Regions from separate parts of the Homo sapiens genome. Here region 1 is linked to region 2. The links are chromatin loops, found by intact Hi-C in ENCODE. Cell type or tissue: breast epithelium. All regions are shown on one strand. Links, peaks and the distances in the headings refer to the core of each region. The heading gives the core; the rest is flanking DNA.

Region 1 (5,366 bases), core at 198-5,197, 56 kb before region 2:
CCAGCCAGGCTCTGTCACTAGGGAAGTGTGCACCTTTGAGCAAGCCGCTTCCCCGCTCTGGAAGGTGGCTGTCACCAAAAGCCTGGGCACTGGTAACTTCCACATCCATCATCTCGTAGAGCCTCACAGCAACCTGGGACCTGGGGCGGGAGACTGGAGGGGCAAGCAGGAAGCAGTTGTGTGCACCTGGAAACTCTGCTAATAATAAACTGCACCCCGTCTAAATCCCACAATGCTGTGAGGATGCCATGGGGGCTAGGTGAGCTTGGTCACCTGCTCAGCCCAATAGGGAACCCGATTAGCACCTGTCCTGTTTTACAGGTGAGTTAAATGAGCTCAGGGAGGTGAAGAACCTTGTCCCAGCCACACTGCTGGTAAGCGGTTGGGAGGCGAGATTCCAAAACTGAATTCTTTCCAGCAGACCCCCGCGACTTCTCCAAACACTCCAACTCCTTGCAGCGCTTACACTTCGCGATCTGTCCAGAAGGAAGCTCGGGCTCAGGCTGGAGAACCCGCCAGGGCTTCCTAAAAAGGGCGAGCAGGACCAGGAGTTGGCGCCACTCCGGGCGCGGTGAGGAGGTGCTGCCAGGCTGGGTTGGAGCAGGCAGGTGTTCCGCGGGATCGAGACCCGCCCCGGCAGCACCCCCGGCCCCCTCCCCAGGTCCCCAGCTCCATGTATGCAAATCACTGCTTTGCATGGGCCTGGGGCCAGGCGCGGGGCTCCTGCCAGGGGGCGTGGCCGGCGGCCCCCGCCCCGCGCCGCGTGCTCACCTGGGGAGTGTGGCAATCCTGGCGGCGCCGAGTGTTGCCCGGGCCGGAGCAGCGGAGCGCGCGACAGTGGCGGCGACGGCTCCGGCAGCGGCTCCCGCGGCGGCGGCGGCCGGGAACTGGAGGAAGGAGACCCTGGCTTCGCAGGGGCCCCGGCTGGGGCAGAGGCGAGGGGCCTGGGGGGGCGCTGGCTTTGGCCCCGCCTGGGGCAGGATGGTGAATCTGGAGTCCATGCACACAGGTGAGGGGCGGAGGGAATGAGCTCTGACAGGTGTCACTGCGCGTGGGCAGGGGTGAAGGAGAGGGACAACGTTCTGGTTAGGGAGGGGGGCTTGTTTCCCAGCGGCCAGGAGAGGGCGGTGTGGATAGCGGGTTGTCCTGGGGTGGGTGCCGGTCAGTATTTGGGGACTAAAGGGAGGGGATCTGGGATAAGAAACCCTGGAAAAGAATGAGGGTGGGGGCTGGTGAAGGGCGGGAGGGCTTCGAAGCCCCCGGTCTGGGGAGTGGCAGTTGTATGGGACGTGGGTGTACTGAACTGTCATAGTCTCAGGAGGTTGCAGGGATGGGTGGTTCACTCACTCAGCCAGGGGTGTGGACCTGGGAGTGCATAAGTGAGGGAAATGTGTATGTCCACATGCTGTGTGCTGGTGTCCGGGCATATGTGTGAAATGGAGGCAAAGCGGACATTTAGGTGGTTGGGGGGCTTAGGAGAAGTGGCTGAGGTGGGGCAATTACAGAGGTGCCCCTGGGGCAGGGGCCATGCCCCCATGTGTTTGAGAAGGGATGGTGACAGACACATCCTCTGGGTTCCATGTCCCATGCCTTCCTTCCCTAAGGGGTGGAAACCTAGGAGATGCAAATGCTTTGCCGGGAGTCAGGCTTCCCTGAATGAATGAATGAGAGGTGGGCATGGAGGGAACCCAGCCCCTCCATTCACCTTGCTGTTCCTCCTTCCACAGCTGGGCTAAGGCAGGAGCTGCCAGGCAGCCAGGTTGGGCTTGGCTTGGGGCTTCCTGTTAGGGTGGGCCTTCTGGAGGTCACAGGGCCTGAGCAAAGAACAAGTGAAGAAAGCGGTACCTGACCTGGCCATTTCTAACCTAGCAACTTACTCTCAAAGTGGGCAGGACCCAGTGATCTTTCTTTAGGATTTCGGGGCTGTTGATGGGAATGTTGTTACCTGGTCTCCTTTCTGGGAGAGTAGGGAGGAGGCAATGCTCCAGACCCACCCCAAGAAGCAGAGCAGGCCTGAGGCCTACCCAGCCTGAAAACAAGCGTCAGTGAGTGCCCGGAGGGAGGGGACCTGGAGTGCCCAGTTCCCCAGATGCTGTTTCCTGGCAGGGCTGAGTGAGAGGCAGACTGGCAGTGAGATGTTGGCACTGAGTGGCTCTCCAGGACGTGCCAGAAAGGCTAGGTGAGGCGGAAGAAGCCATCCAACTGGGTGTCATCCAGAGTCTGAGGAAAGTCTGTTTCTAGACTGGGCATACCTGGGGCAGATCCCCGGGTAGGTGCTCTCCCCTTCACTGCCCGCAGAGAAGGCCAGGGTTTGAATGGGAGCAAGTCTCTTCAGAAAGGTGGGCTTAGCAGTGGATGGGAAGTTTTTTAGCACCAAGATCACAGACTTCCTGGGGGTTTTCCACCTCCTTGTCTACTGGAGGCTCCCATTCTGTGGAAGTGGGAGGGGGTGGGACAGTTGGGACCCAGCAGGGAGGCAGCCTGGGGCCTCAGAGGATATAGCAGAGAGCAGAGAACACCAGAGGATGAGGTTGAGGCATAGGGCTTGGCCTCTATGCCTTCCCCAGGAGTGAGCTCCTGGCTGATGCTTCTCAGAAGCCCAGACACCTTCTCCACCCTGTCCCTGTGAGCAGGTATTCCCGACACATGGGGGGAGACTGAGCTAAACCCCAGGTGGGGTGATTCCTCAGGGCGGGATCTCCATGTACCTGGGGGTAGATTGCCCAATTCATCTCTCTCCATTTGCCTGCTCCCTCCCCAGCCCATTCCCCCCTCAGGGCTACCTGGCCTCCCTGTGCAGTTTCTGGGTCTTGGCCCCTCTGTAGTGTCTGAGGGTTCCCCTTCAGTGGCACCTCCAGAGGTCTCTGAGTTTAGGACTTTCTGTCCCATCTCTCTAACTGGGTCTCTATTAGAGGGCTCTCTTTGCTGGGTCCTCCTGGTGGCCTTTACTGTTCAAGATCTTCTTTGTAGGGTCTTCCAGTGCGCACCCTGCTGTGGGGTCTGTGAAGGAGGATCGCTCTTCCCTCTATGGAATATCTCATTATGGGTCCCTCTCTAGGGTCCCTTAGTCCAGGATCCTCTTTTGGAAATGTGGTCTCTTTTGAGTCCCATTTTCCCCCGCCAAGGTAATCCTGTATCCTACTGATCTTGATAAATAGTACTTCTCCTGTGAATTCCCAGGGCTGGGTCCTTGGGGTCTCCTCCTTAATTGACTTACTGGAGGAGTTTGGATGGGGGAAGGAGGAGGAACAGGAGCACACAAACTAGAGCATAGGCTTGCTCCCGGGTCGCCCACTCCAAGGGCTCCACTCGCACTGAGGCCAGCTGGAGTTAGCCCCATTGTCTTGCTCTGATAACCTGGGTACGAGCCATGATTCAGGTCTGCCTGGAGCCTTCGCACCTTGTACTTTATAGAGCATCTCTCACCTGGAAGCACAAAGACCTGAGCAGGCAGAGGGTCACCAGACACAGGGGCTCTGCAGCAAGGAGGGGCTCCCTGCTCCCTGACTAAAAACAGGCAGAGAAGTAGACCCGAGACAGCCAGCTAGGGAGGCAGATAAGAGACAAAGGAAAACAGTGGGAAGCCAGCGGGCGGGGGCACACCTGGTTTGCCCCAGGTGTCTCTTTCTCTGCCCTTCTCCTCACTGTGAGCTTTTCCCCACCAAGGTTGGGAAAGGGGGGCTGAGTCTCACAGACGGGTGCCAATTGGAGCTCAGGAATAGCATTTGGGTTGGAAGGCCTGATGATGGGACTGAGAAGAAATGAGAGAAGTCTCCTCTGGCGGAGAGTTGGAGCCTTGGCTAGCTCAGAAGTGGGGCCGGTGGGTCCTTTGAAGTCTCCCAGTGGAAGTGCCGCCATCAGCAGGTATGTGCGGGAGGAGCCAGAGGGAGCTCCCGTCCTTCCAAGAACATGAAGATGGACACTAGGAGAGAGGGCTGTGGCTTCTGCTTTCCCAGAGTAGCCTGGTCCCAGGAGGTCCAGGACCCTCAGCCTGCAGCCTGTGGGGAGTGCTTCCTCTCGAGCTTTCTTCCCTGGGGTTCACAGATGTCTAAGGAGGGCCCACTCCTGGTCAAGCCAACGCTAACTTCAGGGTGTGATGGTGCTGAGTGGGGCAGCCAAGGGTCTGCAGCTGGTGTCTGGGCTCTTTCACAGAGCAGCTGAGCCTCCCCAGGGAAGGGAGTGATGGCAAGGAGCCTACTCAGTGTCTGGCTGAGATAACACAGAGGAGCCTGGCCCCACCCCACACCTCTCTCACTCACCCCTGGCAAGTGCTGTCCGACAGGTGAAGGGTTACAGTGTCTCAGGGAGTTTCGGTGTTGGCCCATTTTTAGGCTGAGACCCAAAAGCTCGTCCCACCCATCAGCCTCAGCCTCCTACCCAACAGGAACAGGTTCTCAGTGTCTTAGCATCCTATGGGACTCAAGAAGAGGCTTGATAGGTTATCTCACCCTGCCCCTCCAATCCTGAAGTGGCACCTTGTTGATCCCATAATGGATACATCAAATGAGTAGACAACATGGCAGATGAGGAGGGGAGGGGGTTGATGCCTTTGAAAGTTATTTTTAGACATGATTAAGACTAAATGTCAGGCTAACTTGAAGGATGAATGAGAGCTTCTGTGTGTATTTGATGAAGGTGATGTGGAGAATGGGTGTTGGAGGAGAATTTGGGTTCTAGGCATGCGATTACAGTTTAGCTAAAGAATTACCTTCTTAAATTTCAGGAGTTTGAAATGAGTTGATTCAGAGACTCTGGTCATCATCCCAGCGTCACTGCCTCTTAACTTTTTCCTGTCCTCATGAACACTTTTTCTGTGAAGTCAGAATTTGGAGAATCCTAATGGTTTCCCAGATAAAGGACAAATTACAATGGTGCTGAGACAGAAAACCAAAGCTATTCCTTATAATGGGGCAAGGGGTTAATGGAGGGGCATGAGAAGAAGGCAGGAAGGGAAGCGGACTAGCATCTAAGCCTAAGTGTCTGTTTAATTAGTTCATTTATTAGGTGCTTACTTTGTGCCTGGAACTCCTTTCCTGGCAGTTTTCATTCAGTATTTCATTTAATCCTCACAAAAACCCTGGGAAGTGTATATCATTATTCTCATTTTTAGGTGAGAAAATTCACATCCGAATATGTGGCTAGGGTCCCCTAGCTAGTTAGTGATGGCATTGAGATTAATCCAGGTTTGTCTGATGCCAAATCCCATGCTCTGAATCCTGGTGCTGATGAAGCAAATTGAAACCACCAGTGGGGGAGAACTTCCTGTGCACCTTTCCAGCAGTCTCTGACTCAGGGCCTCTTCTCAGCACTGTTGAAGAATCCCCATGGTGAAGTATGAGCTGAGCAGATCTGCGTTAGGCAATGCC
Region 2 (5,366 bases), core at 206-5,205:
CCCAGAAGGTAATGAATTATGAAAAATAAAAGATTCCATATCCAAAGGAACCGTAAAGAAGATAAAAATAAATAAATAAAAATTATAAAAGAGTAAAAAGTCGGTCAAACGAATCATAAAAATAATGCAGAGGGTTGTCAGAAAGCCCCCAAACTTACACCCAAAGGGCTTTTCTGCTATCACGCACTTCATTTTTACAACTGGGAGGTTGGGAGTGCCCCCCAAAGAGTCTGAAGGGCAATTGATCCAGGAAGCAGATGAAAGGGTGCGTTTTCTTTTATGATGGCGCTGGTTTCTGAAATTAAGTGTTGCAGGAAGACCTGGCACAGATTCTAACAGATAGCGCCCAGGTTGGAGGCAAAGCACATGTTTTCAAGCTCTGTCATAGCTGCCTCTCCTTATCTCTCCCTTGTGCATAATGAGTCTACAGAGGAACCCTGCCACTTGCCTCCAAGATGGAAGTGGGCCAAGCTGCCAGAGGCTGTTCTACCAGCATGATTTTACCTCCAGTGCTCCACGTTCTCCCTCTGTCCCCCTTCCTCCATCCTGCCTCCCCAGTACCCTCTGGGATGGCAGATGCCTGGGGGCAGGAGGAGGTTATGCAGGGAAGAGGTGGGGACCACAAAGACTTGGCTTAAGTAAAATCCCCTCTCAGATCAAACCTTAAAGTTGTAGTGGTGGTGGTCATTTTGAAATAAGTAGTTTATCATCTATTTCTAGTTTTTAAAAACTTGCTAACACATGTTTTCCTGGAATCTAAGGATATGGAAACTCTAATTTTGGGGAGAAGAACTAGGACACCAGAGTTTCTTAGAGATGCCAAGTGTGGATGGGCACAGCTGAAGGGGCATGGAGCAAAGAAGTGGGGCTCTTGGAGACAACTCCCAGGCAGCCATGTTTTTTGAGTTTTCTGAATGTCTGACTCTCTACCCCCACAGTGCTATTTCCCATCTCTCCCGCTTCCTTCTCTTTGCTTCCAGAGTTCCATAATAGTCTCCTTAAGTGAGAGGAATGATTTCCAAAGACTGTCCCTGAAACAGCCATCTTCTTACCAATTTCTGTGCAACCAGGGCTTCTTGGTGTTATTTAGATCTGCTTTGTCTAAGAACACAGCAGCAACCTGGATGGGCCACGTCTACCAAATGCACTAGGGAATTGGAATTTGTAATTCCATTTGTCGACAGGGAGAAAAATCATGGACTATCATACAATAGACGGGGAAATTGAGTCCCATAGAGGCTGAGTCCCATAGAGGCTCAAGATTACGTAGTAAATTAGAGTCGGAGTTAGGGCTAGAAACAAGATCAGCATTCAATGCACATCTTCAACATTTTCTTCCCTGTACCTCATTGGAGGCTGTGGAGAAATGGGTTTTGCTTATGTCTTTTGTTCAATTAATGTTCTTTGGGTTTTCACTATGTGAAAGGCACCATATTTAGGACATTAGCTCCCTCCTCAGTCTCAAATGTTAGTAGGATCTTCCTAATTGTCCAACCAAAGATAATTCTTTTTTCATTTTATCTAACTTTTATTTTAAGTTCAGGGGTACATGTCCAGGTTTGTTATACAGGTAAACTTGTATCATGGGAGTTGGTTGTACAGATTATTTCATCACCCACATATTAAACTGAGTACCCATTAGTTATTTTTCCTGATCCTCTCCCTCCTCTCACCTTCTACCCTCCAACAGGCCCCAGTGCGTGTTGTTCCCCTCTATGTATTCTCATGATTTAGCTCACACTTATAAGTGAGAACATGTGGTATCTGGTTTTCTGTTCCTGCATTAGTTTGCTAAGGACAATGGCCTCCATCTTCATCCATGTTCCCATACAGGACATTATCTCATTCCTTTTTATGGCTGCATAGTATTCCATGGTGTATATATACCGCATTTTCTTTATCCAGTCTATCATTGACTGGCATTTAGGTTGATTCCATGTCTTTGCTATGAATAGTGTTGCGATGAACATAACCCGTGCATATGTCTTTATAATAGAGCTGTTTATAAGGAATTCTTTCTTTAGTGATCCAAAGCACCATTTTTTTCCGCAAGAATTAAGCACAAGTTTAGCTGTTAGTCTGAACTTTTAACTTAGGTTAAACTAACACAAACAGAAGATATCCCAGGATGTCAGTGATATTCGCAGTGTAGACCAAGAAAATGGTTTAAGCCAGCATCTCTATGGCTAAGAGTTTCTATCTGGATAGGGAACAACCAGATGTCCACATAGGAGGGTCTCCCCAATATCTCTTATAAGTATGGTCTAGAGCTCGTGCCCCCATCACATTATATGAATTTAAAGTCACATGGACACCCTCCCAAGGGACTTCCTGAAAAGCTGCAAGAGGGTAGTTTTCCTGGGATGGGATGAGGGGTAGGCACAAGCAGCACTTCCTGCCCTGCCCTGGGACACCTGGGAAGCCCACGCATGGGTGGTTAGTACTGTCATTGCAGGGTGGTGGAGACTGGAGAGAGGTTGGAAACCACCACGGGCCCCTCAGGCTGTAACTACAGCATTGGCTGTGAGGGAGACATGCCTTCACCTGTAGGGAGACAGGCAAAGACTGTCACTAAAGCCACACAGGTGAAGAGGGCCAGCTGCAGAGGCAGACACAGAGGATGGAGAGGTGTGGAGACAAATGAGATGGGGAGGGAGACTCCTCCAGATCAGTGGTGCCCAGATTTTGGGGTTTCATAGATGAGATTCCATTGAGGAAAATAAAACACAGAATTTGAGGGAGATCAGTAAAGAGTTGCCAGTTTTTTACTCTGTGAGGTAAAGAGTTTTAAGAATGCCATTTAGGATCACTATCCTGTCCTAAATAAATTTTAACCTTCTTCCTCCTAAGAAAAAAAAGAATATCATCTCAGAATTTCTAAGAATTTAATCCATTTTTTTTTAAGAGACAGGGTCTCACTGTGTCACCTAGGCTGGAGTGCAGTGGCGTGATCATAGCTCACTGCAGCCTCAAACTCCTGGGCTCAAATGATCCTCCTATCTCAGCCTCCCAAGTAGCTGGGACTATAGGCATGTAACACCATGCCTGGCTATTTTTTTTTTTTTTTTTTTGGTTTAGAGACGAAGTCTTGTTATGCTGCCCTGGCTGGTCTCAAATTCCTACATCGAGCCCTACTTTTGAAACTCACTACACTATCGTTTTTGTCATTTCAGGGTCACTCACACAGGCCTCTGCCCAGCTGCCCTGGCTGGAAGGGCACACACAGGCAGGAAAAGTAAGCTGCAGCCCAGTAGGCCCTGGGCTAGCTCTCTCCTCTCTAGGCTGGTCACTCCTTTCCTGCCTGGATCTTCCTGCCATTTCCATCTCTGACTGCCTGACGGGATCCAGCACTGACGCTCTCCTCTTGCTTCCACTTGCAGATTAAAACCGAAGATCTCAGTGACTCCCTGCAGCAGACCCTCTCCCATCGGCCATGCCACCTGAGTCAAGGACCTGCCATGATGTCCGGAAACCAAATGTCTGGGCTAAATGCCAGCCCATGTCAGGTAACACTGTGATTTTCACAGTGGGCCAGTGTGTTTAACCCAATCCCTCTGTGAAATGCTCGACTTCCATGCTTGGTACTCGTCTAAAGAACCCCCTGCAGGCAATGTGGGAAAGAGATCTGGAGGCTGTGAGTAGGGTTCTAAAACAGTCCTCTTACAGGTGAAGCCTAGCTAGGGAGGTGAAGAGGGAGGCCTCTACTTCTCAGAGACAAAAAGGACCCAGGCTTGCCAAAGCCAAGGACCTAACAGCTGAGCTGCTGGTGTCTGCCAGCCACATTCAGGGGAATCCTAGGTTGACAGCTGCTGCTGCAGTTAGAGAATGTTTCTGTCCCCATTGGGCCCACTCTGCCTCCCCTAAGGTTTTTTGTTAGAGCCAAACTAGAATGGAGTGCTGGTGGGGGAAGAAAGAGGCGTCTGAGATAGTAACAGCCAAGGTCCGGGAGGGCGTTCACATGACGAGACCTCTTCTCAGCAGGGATCACCTGGGGGAGAAAGAGCCACCCCTTTCTGGAAACACATAAGAATATGCATCTGTCCCTTCACCTGCCATTTAGCAGGGCTTCTCAGGTCTTCTCTATGTGCACAAACCTAAGCTCAACCTCATGGGGCACAGAGCTCTGGCGTCTCCATTGCAGAGGACTCCCCGATCCCCCAAGCATCGGAATTATTAGTCCTATGTCCTGGGCTGGTAGGAGAAATCCTGGACTTTTTGTTTAACTAAATTGGTTTTATTAAGAATGAATAGTTTGCTCCACCCCCCAACTCCCACCCCAACACCCTCCAGGAAAGATTCTGGCCCAGGAAACAGCCGAGGCATGGCTTTTAGCATAACCAGGTGGCATGAGATTTAAAAAGAATTGGATAGTTGGGGATTGCATGTTATCTCTAGGATAAACTTTGAGAGATGGGTCATACCCAGGCTTTGCCTTCAGGGCATTTTATAGTCTAGTTGGGAGACAGGACTGACACATACAAAAATTAACTCAGGAGGCAAGGGTTAAGTAACAATATGTAGTAAGGACTCCTAGGCTGAGGGCAGAAGCTGTAACAATACCAGTGTTAACGGAGTAGCTACTATTTGCTAGACACTGGGGATACACAGTGGCATAAACCAAGGTCAGCCTGCAAAGTCTCTGAGTCTGGAGACCCCTGGGACGGACGAGTGGCAGGCAGATGGGGCTGATGTCCCCAGCTTGTAAATTCTGTGGTGTATGTGTATCTCTCCGTGTGTAGGACATGGCTTCCCTCCATCCGCTCCAGCAGCTTGTGCTGGTTCCCGGCCACTTACAGTCTGTATCCCAGTTCCTGCTATCTCAGACCCAGCCTGGGCAGCAAGGTAAGAACCCTGGGGGTTTCCACCTAGACCAAGTCCAGTCAAGTGCTGCTGTTGCTGCTGTTTTTTGCTGGGTGAGGGGGCCTAATTGGAGAGCATGCGTCAGTCAGTCACCCATCTGCTATTAAGACCTACTTATCCACCCCAGGGTCTGAGGAAGGGACCCTGGCAATGCTCCTCCAGGCTTAGTCTCCTTCTCTGCTTCCCCTTCCCAGCCTCCTGTTGGGTGGTCTGGTCCACCTCCTCAATTTCGTGGTGAGTGGAGACGGAAGGTGCAGGCGTGGAGCAGAGCTATGCTGTACAAGGGAGGGGAAGCGCCCTGGGAAATGCAGTACAGACAAGTCCCAATTCCTTGGAAATCTCTCCTGGACACAGATTCAGACTTGCTTCCTGGAAGCCTGGCTGTGATTCTATTTGGAGAGAGCAGCAGTGCCACCCACAGGTTGTAGAAAGGGTGTTCAGGTTTTCTTTGGCAGGGAAGTTACTCGCAGAGAACTTCTCCCTGGCCAAGAGCAAATAGATTGAAC

The links. Peaks named below come from ENCODE experiments on the same cell type or tissue, not always from the same donor. Only the 100,000 strongest peaks of a DNase experiment are listed, where the experiment ranks them.
Region 1: it touches region 2 in a loop (12-fold over the local background); 97 of 110 quality-filtered maps call a loop at or near these places.

The regions. Positions count from the first base shown.
Region 1 is chr11:120,239,363-120,244,728 of GRCh38, forward strand. It overlaps POU2F3 (POU class 2 homeobox 3), which reads left to right and starts at 778. Exons shown (of 13, transcript NM_014352.4): 1 at 778-1,009. The coding sequence starts at 982. In breast epithelium, for the core only: no CTCF peak of the experiment used is centred there; DNase peaks (open chromatin) are centred at 649 and 2,149; H3K4me3 peaks cover 1,404 bases; H3K27ac peaks cover 1,378 bases; H3K27me3 peaks cover 1,371 bases.
Region 2 is chr11:120,294,885-120,300,250 of GRCh38, forward strand. POU2F3 (POU class 2 homeobox 3) reads left to right here. Exons shown (of 13, transcript NM_014352.4): 4 at 3,381-3,506; 5 at 4,740-4,842. Among named protein-coding and RNA genes, the nearest start is that of TLCD5, 28 kb to the right of the region's middle. In breast epithelium, for the core only: no CTCF peak of the experiment used is centred there; no DNase peak of the experiment used is centred there.